Regions from separate parts of the Homo sapiens genome. Here region 1 is linked to region 2. The links are chromatin contacts, found by Hi-C or POLR2A ChIA-PET in ENCODE. All regions are on one chromosome and are shown on one strand. Each heading gives the region's core, a stretch centred on a gene start or an enhancer-like site at or near the end of the contact. The rest is flanking DNA. Distances are from core to core; before and after follow the strand shown.

Region 1 (5,638 bases), core at 418-2,917, 150 kb after region 2:
TATAAATAATTTTCTTTTAATTATAGCCAACTTGATTACACACACATTCCCTTCATAAATCTATCCTTCATGAACCATTTGTGACCTGCACAGACCTCCCACTACACACTTAAGACTTTCTGCTCTGCCCCATGCATCCTCTTTCTTACATAACCAGTTATTTTACTTTAAGACAAAAATGCACCACTCAAGATTCTTTCTCCTACAAAATTACTCTCTTTTTAAACTTTTTTTTACCATAAATACAATTTTATGTTTAAAACTCTTTTCATATCTTTGTCACCTATTTACCAGTTTCTATCTTGCTTCTATTTTTTTCTTTAATCCATACTTTGAAACAACCTTTTAAAATAAGCTCTGAATTAGACAGAATTGCTCTTTTTTCAATAAAAAACACACTTTATGCCTTCCTCATTTTTGTCATTAAAAGCACATCTTAAGTTTTGGCACACTTTCTATATAGAATCATATATATATGCACACACACATACACACATAAATATATAAATCCAAATTTTAACTCTTAGTAACCCTAATTTTTAGTTAAAACCAAAGCAATTTTGAACTGTCTGTCCAATATTAACATTTTATCTTATTTGAGAATCACCCAGACATTTTATGGGTATCCACAACTTAATTTAACATGACGTTAAGACTTTACATGCAAAGCTCATTCGTAAATGTTTATCCCATTTAAATTTACCTAATTTGTTTATTTTTAATGGTTTACCTATATTACTTATGAAAACTAAGATATTAGACAAAGCTAATCATTTTGTTATTTTCCTAGTAACCATTTTTCTAGCCTATGAATATAATGTACTTCACCTAAGTAAGAAACTTAAAGTAAAATACATGGATATTTTGGTGATGACTCAGAAGATACAGCTAATTTTCTTAAATCAATAACATTATATTAGCCTTATTTATCAAAGAGTTATACAAACAAATATTATTCTGCTTTTAGGCTGAGTTTATAGTTTTATAACCTTGGTGTCAAACCGTGACGCCTTAAGTGAAGACAAATATAAAACCGTCTGGCCAGCAACCTCAGGTAAAAATGTGTGCTGACAATTTTAAAAACATTTCTATTTTTATTTTAACAACAATGTTAAAACCAGCTTATTTATCAGTTACTGAAGTCATGTGAACTAAGAGATACTTAATTACTATATAGTTTAACAACTTCTATGAGCACCTATTTAAGCCAAACTGAATAAATTTTCTGAAGGAATTTTTAGCTGATTATGCCAGATTTTACCATGTAGATGTAATATATAACATCATACATGTGGATACATGTAAGTACACCTAAACACACGTGTACACACAAAGATCTTACAGTTTGCATTTTAGGATTTTAGTCATGATACGGTAAACATACCAACTCATCAGTATAGAAAAGACAGTTAGACCCAAATTATGTTTCCGACAAATTGGGACACCTTCACGTGGCTAAACTTTTTTTTCCCTGACAGATAATCTAATGAAGGTGGTGGACCAACGTTTTGGGTAAAGCAGTTTCCATAGCAGTTTGACTTTTAAAGAAAACTTTGTTCTTTTTTACCGTTTGTTCAGTTTCAAATGAGTTTAGGGTTGAATTTTCAGTGTTGACATTTCTGCTAGGGCTGGCTGAATTATATACAATAAATTCTCCAGGTGGCCTTGGACCCGCAATAAATCTATCTGGTTTTACCAGTCTGGTTTGGTTGACTAGTCTATGCAGGCAGGGAACCATTTTAGCAGAGTTTTTTTACTTTTCTGCCCCTTCATGGCAAGACAAAACAACTTTTATGCCAGACAGAAATATTTTTATATTTTTTCTGTGAACTCAAGATTTTGACCTGTTTGATCTTAGGGCCTAATTTTATAAACAATTTCTACTACTTTTTCTTTTGTAATGTCATTCCTTCAGTTAACTGTTCCATTACTCTAAGCAATTGTTAGTCAGGCAAACCTAAATTTACATTTCCAAAAGGTGTCTTGGTTGTTGTTGGTTGCCATGGAGGTGTGGTAATTTGTAAAGTCAGTAATTTGAAAGCCCGTTAAGACTTTTTTAAAACCTTGTCTGGCATGTGATAAGCAATGAATTTTTTCTCAACATCTGCAGAAGAGTCAGCAAATGCAAAGTAGGAAGAAAAAAATATGTATATATATATAGAGAGAGAGAGAAAAGTTAAAAGACTCTACAAGTTAACTCTGTAGCTGTAGCCTGAAGGAAAAATGAGCTTGGGGAGTTCAAAAGATCCCCATTGCTGGAGCGGTAGCTCACGCCTGTAATCTCAGCACTTTGGGAGGCCAAGGCAGGCAGATCACAAGGTCAGGAGTTCGAGACCAGACTGGCCAACATGGTGAAACTCCGTCTCTACTAAAAATAGAAAAATGAGCTGGGCATGATGGCACGCGCCTGTAATCCCAGCTACTCAGGAGGCAGAGGCAGGCAAATCACTTGAATCCAGGGGGCAGAGGTTGCAGTGATCCAAGATTGCGGCACTGCACTCCAGCCTGGGCAATACAGCGAGACTCCATCTCAAAAAAAAAGAAAAAAAGGTCCCCATGATGACCAGTGATGTAAACACATGCGCCGGGAAATGCTTGTAACCATTTGGAGTCCCAGAAATCTCGGTGGCCTTAGTATTTGAGAATTCCATTTCATTTCTTCAAGAGCCAAGAAAAGCCCATAGATCCTGTGGAGCAGTGTCAGGAGCTTGGGTCAGTGTCTTAGACGGCGGCAACTGCTGAGTGGCTTCTAGTTAGCCATCCCACACCCACCATGAAGAATGTTTGTGTTTGCTCTGGGAAGATTTTTTAGAAACAGTCAAGGGGAAAAAGAGCCAAATTATTTACAGATGCACAAAACTAAACCAAAATGAGCCAACATCAGAGCACTCACAAAATTCTAACTAGACACTCCGATCCAACAAAACATTATGTTGGGCAGAAAGAGTCCAAAGTCAATCCACCCGAGAAGACAAGAGCCTCGGAGGCAGAAGGTAAAATCCACAGGAAGCATGGCACTCAAACCAGAGGGGCACTGGCCTTTATACCCAAGAGAACTTGCCAAGAAGGCAAAAAGTCCCCCATTATCCCAGAAGGGGTGTGAGCTCTTTTATTTCAGGTGGTCTTATAACCCAACCAAATCCCAGACAGAGTAAAAAAGCTTGTACCGAAATGAGGGCGGCTCAGCCTGAGAGAGGACTCACCTAGGCAGAAGAGGTGATGGAATCCCCATGGAAACAGAGAGCTCAACGGGGTCCAGTGAGAACTGCACACAGGTCCAAGAACAGCCCATCCTTCCAGTCGTGATGTTTCTTCAGCTCCTGCACTGAGCACCATCTTTGTCAGCCTAAAGAACAAACAGAGACAGGCTCTCTAAAAGAAAATGACATTGATTTGGGAATAGGCATTGCAACGAGAATACGTCTGCTATAGTAAACTATGTGCATATTCAGGGAGGTAAAGGAAGATGGAGGTTTTTAAAGGAAAAATGAGGATGGAGGTCACATCATTGTTTTGAGATAATTATTCTTAGCTACAAGAATCAATAATAACAAAGGTGGTGCCAGTCCCGGGTTGGACAGGCAGTTGCTGGGCAGATGTCTGTACTTTTGTGTAAGGTCGAGATGCTCTTGTATGAAGACGTGGGTTTTGCAGAGTCTTTTGTGACAGTTCCTATTGTCAGGCATTCATACATAAGAACCCTCCCTTTACAGCCTTTCCTGGCTCTATTTTTCAGGGTTTTAACGTAAGTGACTCCATTTTGATTCTGACAACTTTCACAGCGGAACTGCTTCTGAAGACACAACTTAGTGAGCACGTCACTTCCACGTGTCATCTCTGACCCTTGTCTGTTTAAATCTAAGCAGAACCTCATGGGTGATTGGGAGAGACCATGGGAGTGAATCCAGCTCCGGACTGTCACATCAGAGAAGCCCAAGAGTAAACCCTGTCCAAAGAAGGAGGGACCAGGGTGGCCTGGGCCTCCCTTGCTACACCCCAGGGATTCTGCAGAAAAATCGCAGGCCATAAACACCCCCAAAACATGCGAGAATCACCAACACGCCATTCAACCCACGTGGAAAATCACCAACACGCCACTCAACCCACGTGGAAAATCACCAACACGCCACTCAACCCTCGTGGAAAATCACCAACACACCACTCATCCCACGTGGAATTCATTTTCCTGAGACAGAGTGGTTCATGGGGACAGAGGACACACACTGGCCCTGCCGAAGCTTTATTTTTAAGTCAGTGAATCTTAACGTTCACCTGAAGAAAACTTTACATTTACTTCATTAAAGCAGTTAAGCTTTTCCAAAATGAGGATCTTTTTCTTAGCACACATTTCCTCCACCGAGGCGAATATTTTGTAAGTGCACCACACTCTGCCCTCCTGTTCTTCTTCCTCCCAGGCTGTAATGCAAACATCCAGCAATCTCACCTGCTCACATTCATTGCTCAGTGTTGAAATGTGATAAAGCAAAGTGTGATTGTAACCACAGGAGTAATGTGGACCGGTGTCCTGAGAGCCAAGCTACAAAAGGCTACATCGACCTGGGGTGTAGGGAACTTTGCATGGAGAAGCGACATCTGTGCCAGACTTGGCTCTGGGAAGTCTCTGCTGGAACACCTTGCTCTGTAATGGGCAATGCCCCACGTGGATTCAGTTTCCCATTTCAGTCCTTGTCCTGTGCCGTATGCCTCAGTGGGTGACACAGCCACGCCCTAGCAGTGCAGGCTAAAGCCTGAGCATCAGCCTTGATGAGCGACACAGAAAGTCCCCCGCTTAATGACTGTATTCAGGAAGTCCCCCGCTTAATGACTGTATTCAGGAAGTCCCCCGCTTAATGACTGTGTTCAGGAAGTCCCCCGCTTAATGACTGTATTCAGGAAGTCCCCCGCTTAATGACTGTATTCAGGAAGTCCCCCGCTTAATGACTGTATTCAGGAAGTCCCCCGCTTAATGACTATTCAGGAAGTCCCCCGCTTAATGACTGTATTCAGGAAGTCCCCCGCTTAATGACTGTATTCAGGAAGTCCCCCGCTTAATGACTGTATTCAGGAAGTCCCCCGCTTAATGACTGTGTTCAGGAAGTCCCCCGCTTAATGACTGTATTCAGGAAGTCCCCCGCTTAATGACTGTATTCAGGAAGTCCCCCGCTTAATGACTGTATTCAGGAAGTCCCCCGCTTAATGACTATTCAGGAAGTCCCCCGCTTAATGACTGTATTCAGGAAGTCCCCCGCTTAATGACTGTATTCAGGAAGTCCCTCGCTTAATGACTGTATTCAGCGCTTTCTATGAGCAACCCTTATACAAGCTTTGCAGATACAAAAGCTAAGAATATCGACAAAATCATCGTCTTTGTGGAGCTTACATTCTCTCACCCCCGTGACTCGTCAATCCCCAGGTCCTCTGGACTTCACTTCCTAGGCCTCCCTCAAATCTGCCCCCACTCTCCAGCTCCAGGGCCACGCTGCAGCCACCGCAGCAGCTCCCCAGGCCTCAAGGTCCCAGCTGAACCCTCTCAAATCCATTTCCCATGTTGTAGGAAGAGTAAACTTTCTGTACAGAGGCTTGTTCATGTCCCCCCAATGCCTTCTCAATGAAAATCAGCCCTTCAGTGAACCCCCCT
Region 2 (4,880 bases), core at 2,381-4,880:
GGTAATGTCTTCAATAACCTGGGTGAGTAAACATTTCTTCAAAAGGGCACAAAAAGATTAATAATAAATAAGACTATGTAAAAATTAAGACCTTCTGTTTACCAAAGGACACGATTCAGAGAGCTCACATACAGGGAGAAGACATAACTGATAAAGGGCTCACCTCCAGTCTGTCTCTCTCTCTGTCACTATCTTCATCTCTCTCTATCTTTAAAAGGCATCTAAGACAAACCCACAGCTGACGTCATACTTAACAGGAAAGACTGAATGTTTTCTTTGGCCCTTTCTGTTCAACATGGTGTTAGATGTTGTAGCCAGAACAACTTGGCAGGTAAAAGAAGTAAAAGGTACCCATCCTGGAAAGAAAGCAGTAAAACTGTCTCTATTTCCAGATGACATGAGCTTCTAGGTAGAAAGTACAAATAAATTCACATGCACACACACACACCCACACACACACACAACTATTAGAACTAATAAACAAGTTCAGCAGAGTTGTAGGAATCAATATACAAGAATCTTTTTTTTTCTTTTTGAGACAGGGTCTCACTCTGTTGTCTGGCTGGAGTTCAGTGGTGCAAACACAGCTCACTGTAACCATGACCTCCTGGGTTCAATGGATCCTCTAGCCTCAGCCTCCCTCCTGAGTAGCTGAAACTACAGGTGCATGCCACCATACCCTGGCTATTTTTGTATTTTTGGTAGAGGCAGGGTTTTGCCATGTTACCCAGGCTGCTCTGGAATGCCTCAGCTCAAATGATCCACGTGCCTCTGCCTCCCAAAGTGCTGGGATTACAGGTGTGTGCCACTATGCCTGGCCTTCCAATCAATATTTAATTTTTATACACTAACAATGAATGTTCTGAAAATAAAACTAGAAAACAATTCCATGTACAATTGTGTCAAAAATAATAAAATACTTAGAAATAAATTAAGCAAGTACAAGACTTCTATGCTGAAAACTACAAAGCACTGTCGAAAGAAATTAATGAAGACCTAAATAAGTGGAAAGACATCCTATGTTTATGGTTCAGAAGATTTAATCTTAAGGTAGCAATACCTGCAATAGGTAAACAAATTTAGTTGCAATTCCCATCCAAATCCCAGATGACTTCTTTGCTGAAATTGACAAGCTGATACTAAAATTCATATAGAAATCAAAAGACACGGGCCAGGAGTAGCAGCTCACACCTGTAATTTGGGAGGCCAGGCAGGCGGATCACCTGAGGTCAGGAGTTAGAGACCAGCCTGGCCAACATGGCCAAGCCCCATCTCTACTAAAAATACAAAAATTAGCCAGGCGTGGTGGCATGTACCTGTAATCACAGCTACTTGGGAGGCTGAGGCAGGAGAATTGCTTGAGCCCAGGAGATGGAGGTTGCAGTGAGCCAAGATCGCACCACTGCACTCCAGCCTGGGCAACAGAGTAAGGCCCTGTCTCAAAAAGGAGGAGGAAGAAGAAGAAGAAGAAGAAGAAGAAGGAGAAGGAGAAGGAGAAGGAGAAGGAGAAGGAGAAGGAGAAGGAGAAGGAGAAGGAGAAGGAGAGGAAGAGGAAGAGGAAGAGGAAGAGGAAGAAGAAGAAGAAGAAGAAGAAGAAGAAGAAGAAGAAAAAAGAATCAAAAGACACAGATCAGCCAAAACAATCTTGGAAAAGAAAAAATTGGAGGACTCACATTTCCTGACTTCAAAACTTATTACAAGGCTACAATGATTGAAACAGTGTGGTACTGGCATAAGAATAGACATATATTGCAACGCAACAGAACTGAGAAACCAGAAACTGATTTCTGGATCAACTGATTTTCAACAAGGGTCCCAAGACAATTCAACAGGGAAAGAATTGTTTTTTCAACAAATGGTACTAGGACAACTGGGTATGTAAAAGAAGGGGCCCCTACCTCACACCATATACAGAAATTAATGCAAAATAGAACAAAGGCTTAAATGTAAGTGCTAAGTCTACAGCAAAATCTTAGAAATCATAGCTGTAAACTTTGTCTTTGGATTAGACAATGCTCTGTTAGATCACCCAAAGCATAAGGAACAACAACAAAGTAGATACACTGGAATTCACCAAAATTACAAACATTTTTTGCTGCAAAGGACACTATCAAGAACATGAAAAAAACTCACAACATGGAAAAATTATTTGTCAATCATGTATTTCATAAGGGAAGTGCAAATCATGTCTGATAAGGGAATTGTATAATGAATACTCACATCTCAATAACGAAAAGACAACCTAAATTTTAAAATGGGCCAAGGATCTGAATAGACAGTTCTCCAAAGGAAGTATACAACAAGCACATGGAAAGATGCTCAACGTCCTTAGCCATCGGGGAAACACAAATCAAAACCACAGGGAGATACCACTTCACATCTGCTGGACTAAAGACAGCGGTTGGTGTGCACACTGAGGAAATGGAACCCTCATACCCCGCTGGCTGCTGTGATTCCACTTGGAAAGCAGCCTGGCAGCTCCTCACAAGATTAAGCACGGTAGTCACCTACGATCCAGCCATTCCTCTCTTAGGTATAATGAAAACATATTGCCACACAAAAACTCATACAGGAATGTCCTTGCAGCGTTATTCGTAATAGCTAAAAAATGGAACAACTCACATGTCATCAGCAGATGAATGGATAAACAAAACTTGGCACAGCCATGCAGTGGAGTATTATTCAGCCACACAAAGGAATACAGTTCTGACGCAATCTGCAGCACAGACGCACCTTGAAAACGCTCACCAAAAGGAGCCCCCACAGAGACCTCCTGGCGTGTGACCCCATTTCCATGAACTTCCAGAACCTGCGGGGTGGTGGTTCTATGTGTGGGGGTGCAGGAGAGGGAATGGGGGTAGCTACCGATGAGAACAGGGTTTCTTTTGGGGGTGGTGAACACAACTTCGTTAATATACTAAAAACGAACTGTACACCTTAAATTAGGTGAGTTTTATGGTATGTGAACTGCATCTTAAGCAATTATTTTAAAAATTTAAAAAGCAAGCTGAGCAGCCTGGCCAACATGGTGAAACCCCATCTGTACTAAAAATACAAAAATTAGCCAGGTATGGTGGTAGGCGCCTGTAGTCCCAGCTACTCGGGAGGCTGAGGCAGGAGAATCGCTTGAACCCGGGAGGCAGAGGTTGCAGTGAGAGGAGATCGCGCCACTGCACTCCAGCCTGGGCGACAGAGCGAGACACTGTCTCAAAAAAAAAAAAAAAAAAAAAAAAAAAAAAAAAAAAGCGAGGTGCGGTTTCCAAACTGCAGATACCCATTGGGAAACGTGGGTAACACGGTTTTGAAATCTCTACTGCGTCTGTAATGGTAACACGGTCCTTGCAATGTGATAATGTCCCAATAGTTTATCTTTATAAACATTTTAAAACATTAACAAGCCTTTCTCCGCCTTTGTTCCACTTGCGCCTCTTTGCCCCTCTCCCCCGGGCTCCTCCTCCCGGCTGGCCCTCCCCGCTGAAGTCACGGAGGCGCTCAGCTGGCCCCGGGGTCTGGGTGCGCCCGCCCTGCCCGCAGCCGGCGAGGGGCCCTGGGGGGTCGGCGGGGCGGGTCCGGGGGAGGCCGCGGTGACCTCGGGGCGCGTGCAGACCCCGCCCTCCGCGCCTGGCCACAGATTCCAGCCCACCTTGGCGACCTGCGGAGCCGGGGGCGGAGAGAGGAGGCGCAGGAGGACCCGCGACACAGCTCGGGATCCGCGCGCGCTGGGCCTCCGGCGCCGCTCGTGGGGTTCGGGAGGCCGGGACCCTGCCCGGGAGATGTGGACGCCGGGCGGACCCCCGGGGTCCGCGGGCTGGGACCGCCGTAGGTTGGGCGCGAGGTTGCGCGCGGCGTTCGCGGGGCTGCAGGAGCTGCAGGGGCTGCGAGCCACGCAGCAGGAGCGGGTACGGGGCGCCCTGGCCCTGCAGCCCCCGCCCGCGCCCGCCGCGCCCTGCGGCCCCCACGGCCTCCACGGCCCCGAGCAGCAGCTGGAGGCGGCGCTGGCCGCGCTGCAGGAGCAGCTGGTAAGGACCGGGCGCCGGGACTCGGGGCTGCGAGGTGTGCGGGCCACAGGCGCTGCTCCTTCGGCAGCGACTGTGTGTTAGTGGGACGGGGGTGTCTGATGGATGGAGGGGACGTCCTTTGGGATTTGAATGGAATGCAGTTCGGTCTCCAAGGAGGGGGACATGGAGGCCCCGCGCGCAGGTGCCTAGAGGTGAAGCGCACAGGTGAGGACCCTGAAAACTGCCCGGGGCTGCAGCCCGCGCTCCGCCGTGCGTGGATGTGCGCCTACCCACGCCAGCATCCCGAAGCTGGCAGATTTGGGAGAGACACCCTGTTCGTTACAGGGTTACAGCACTGATCTGACCTGCAGGCACTGACCGGCGTTCCCCTGGCGGAGGTCGGCTCGGGATCCTGGCATCACTCCCCCCCCGGGGACCAGGTCCCCCCTGCTGTCTTGGGTTAGGGGCAACAGTGTCCGCGTGGTAAAGCGCACCCCGACTTGTCCTCAGGAATGTGCTGACTTTTCTTAAGGTCGCGTCACTGTAATAAAGTATTGGGGGAAAGCATGTAACTGACAAAGGCCTCTTCAACTTTAAAATGTGACCTGACCTGTAAGGAGAGGCGTGTCCTCTGATCCAGAGGAGAGAGACTCTGATTTCCCTGCCACGGGCCCTCTTCAGCACTCCCTGGGCGCTCTGAACCCCTCCTTTCACACAATGAAAGGAACTCCACTCATTACCCCTCTGCTTATTATGTTATTGTATGATTTTGTTAAACTTACTGGAAACAACTCACAAGCGTTTTCGTAGTTGCTGTATTTTCTTAAAGACAAACTAAAAAGGCTGGAGAAAGATATGTTTACTTGTGTTACCTCTGTTACA

Evidence for each region. A loop is a pair of places that touch in the nucleus more often than their neighbours do. ChIA-PET counts read pairs that join two places held with the same protein, here RNA polymerase II (POLR2A).
Region 1: a loop to region 2 is called in a map of Right ventricle myocardium inferior, with 2.3 times the contacts of the local background. The contact joins the enhancer-like site here to the promoter of DACT2 in region 2. A Hi-C loop is called at or near these places in 2 of 168 maps with a recorded cell type or tissue (Right ventricle myocardium inferior and prostate gland). POLR2A ChIA-PET finds 5 or more read pairs at or near these places in 1 of 52 experiments (activated T-cell).

What each region holds. Positions count from the first base shown.
Region 1 is chr6:168,168,212-168,173,849 of GRCh38, reverse strand. No RefSeq gene overlaps it. Among named protein-coding and RNA genes, the nearest start is that of FRMD1, 92 kb to the right of the region's middle. RefSeq lists an enhancer at 4,362-5,561. Within about 2 kb of position 1,667, at least 2 of the 41 ENCODE cell types and tissues checked have a DNase peak (open chromatin) inside an H3K27ac peak, as active enhancers do; they include prostate gland, where a contact is called at or near this core.
Region 2 is chr6:168,318,527-168,323,406 of GRCh38, reverse strand. It overlaps DACT2 (dishevelled binding antagonist of beta catenin 2), which reads left to right and starts at 3,630. Exons shown (of 4, transcript NM_214462.5): 1 at 3,630-4,019. The coding sequence starts at 3,774. RefSeq lists a silencer at 713-881.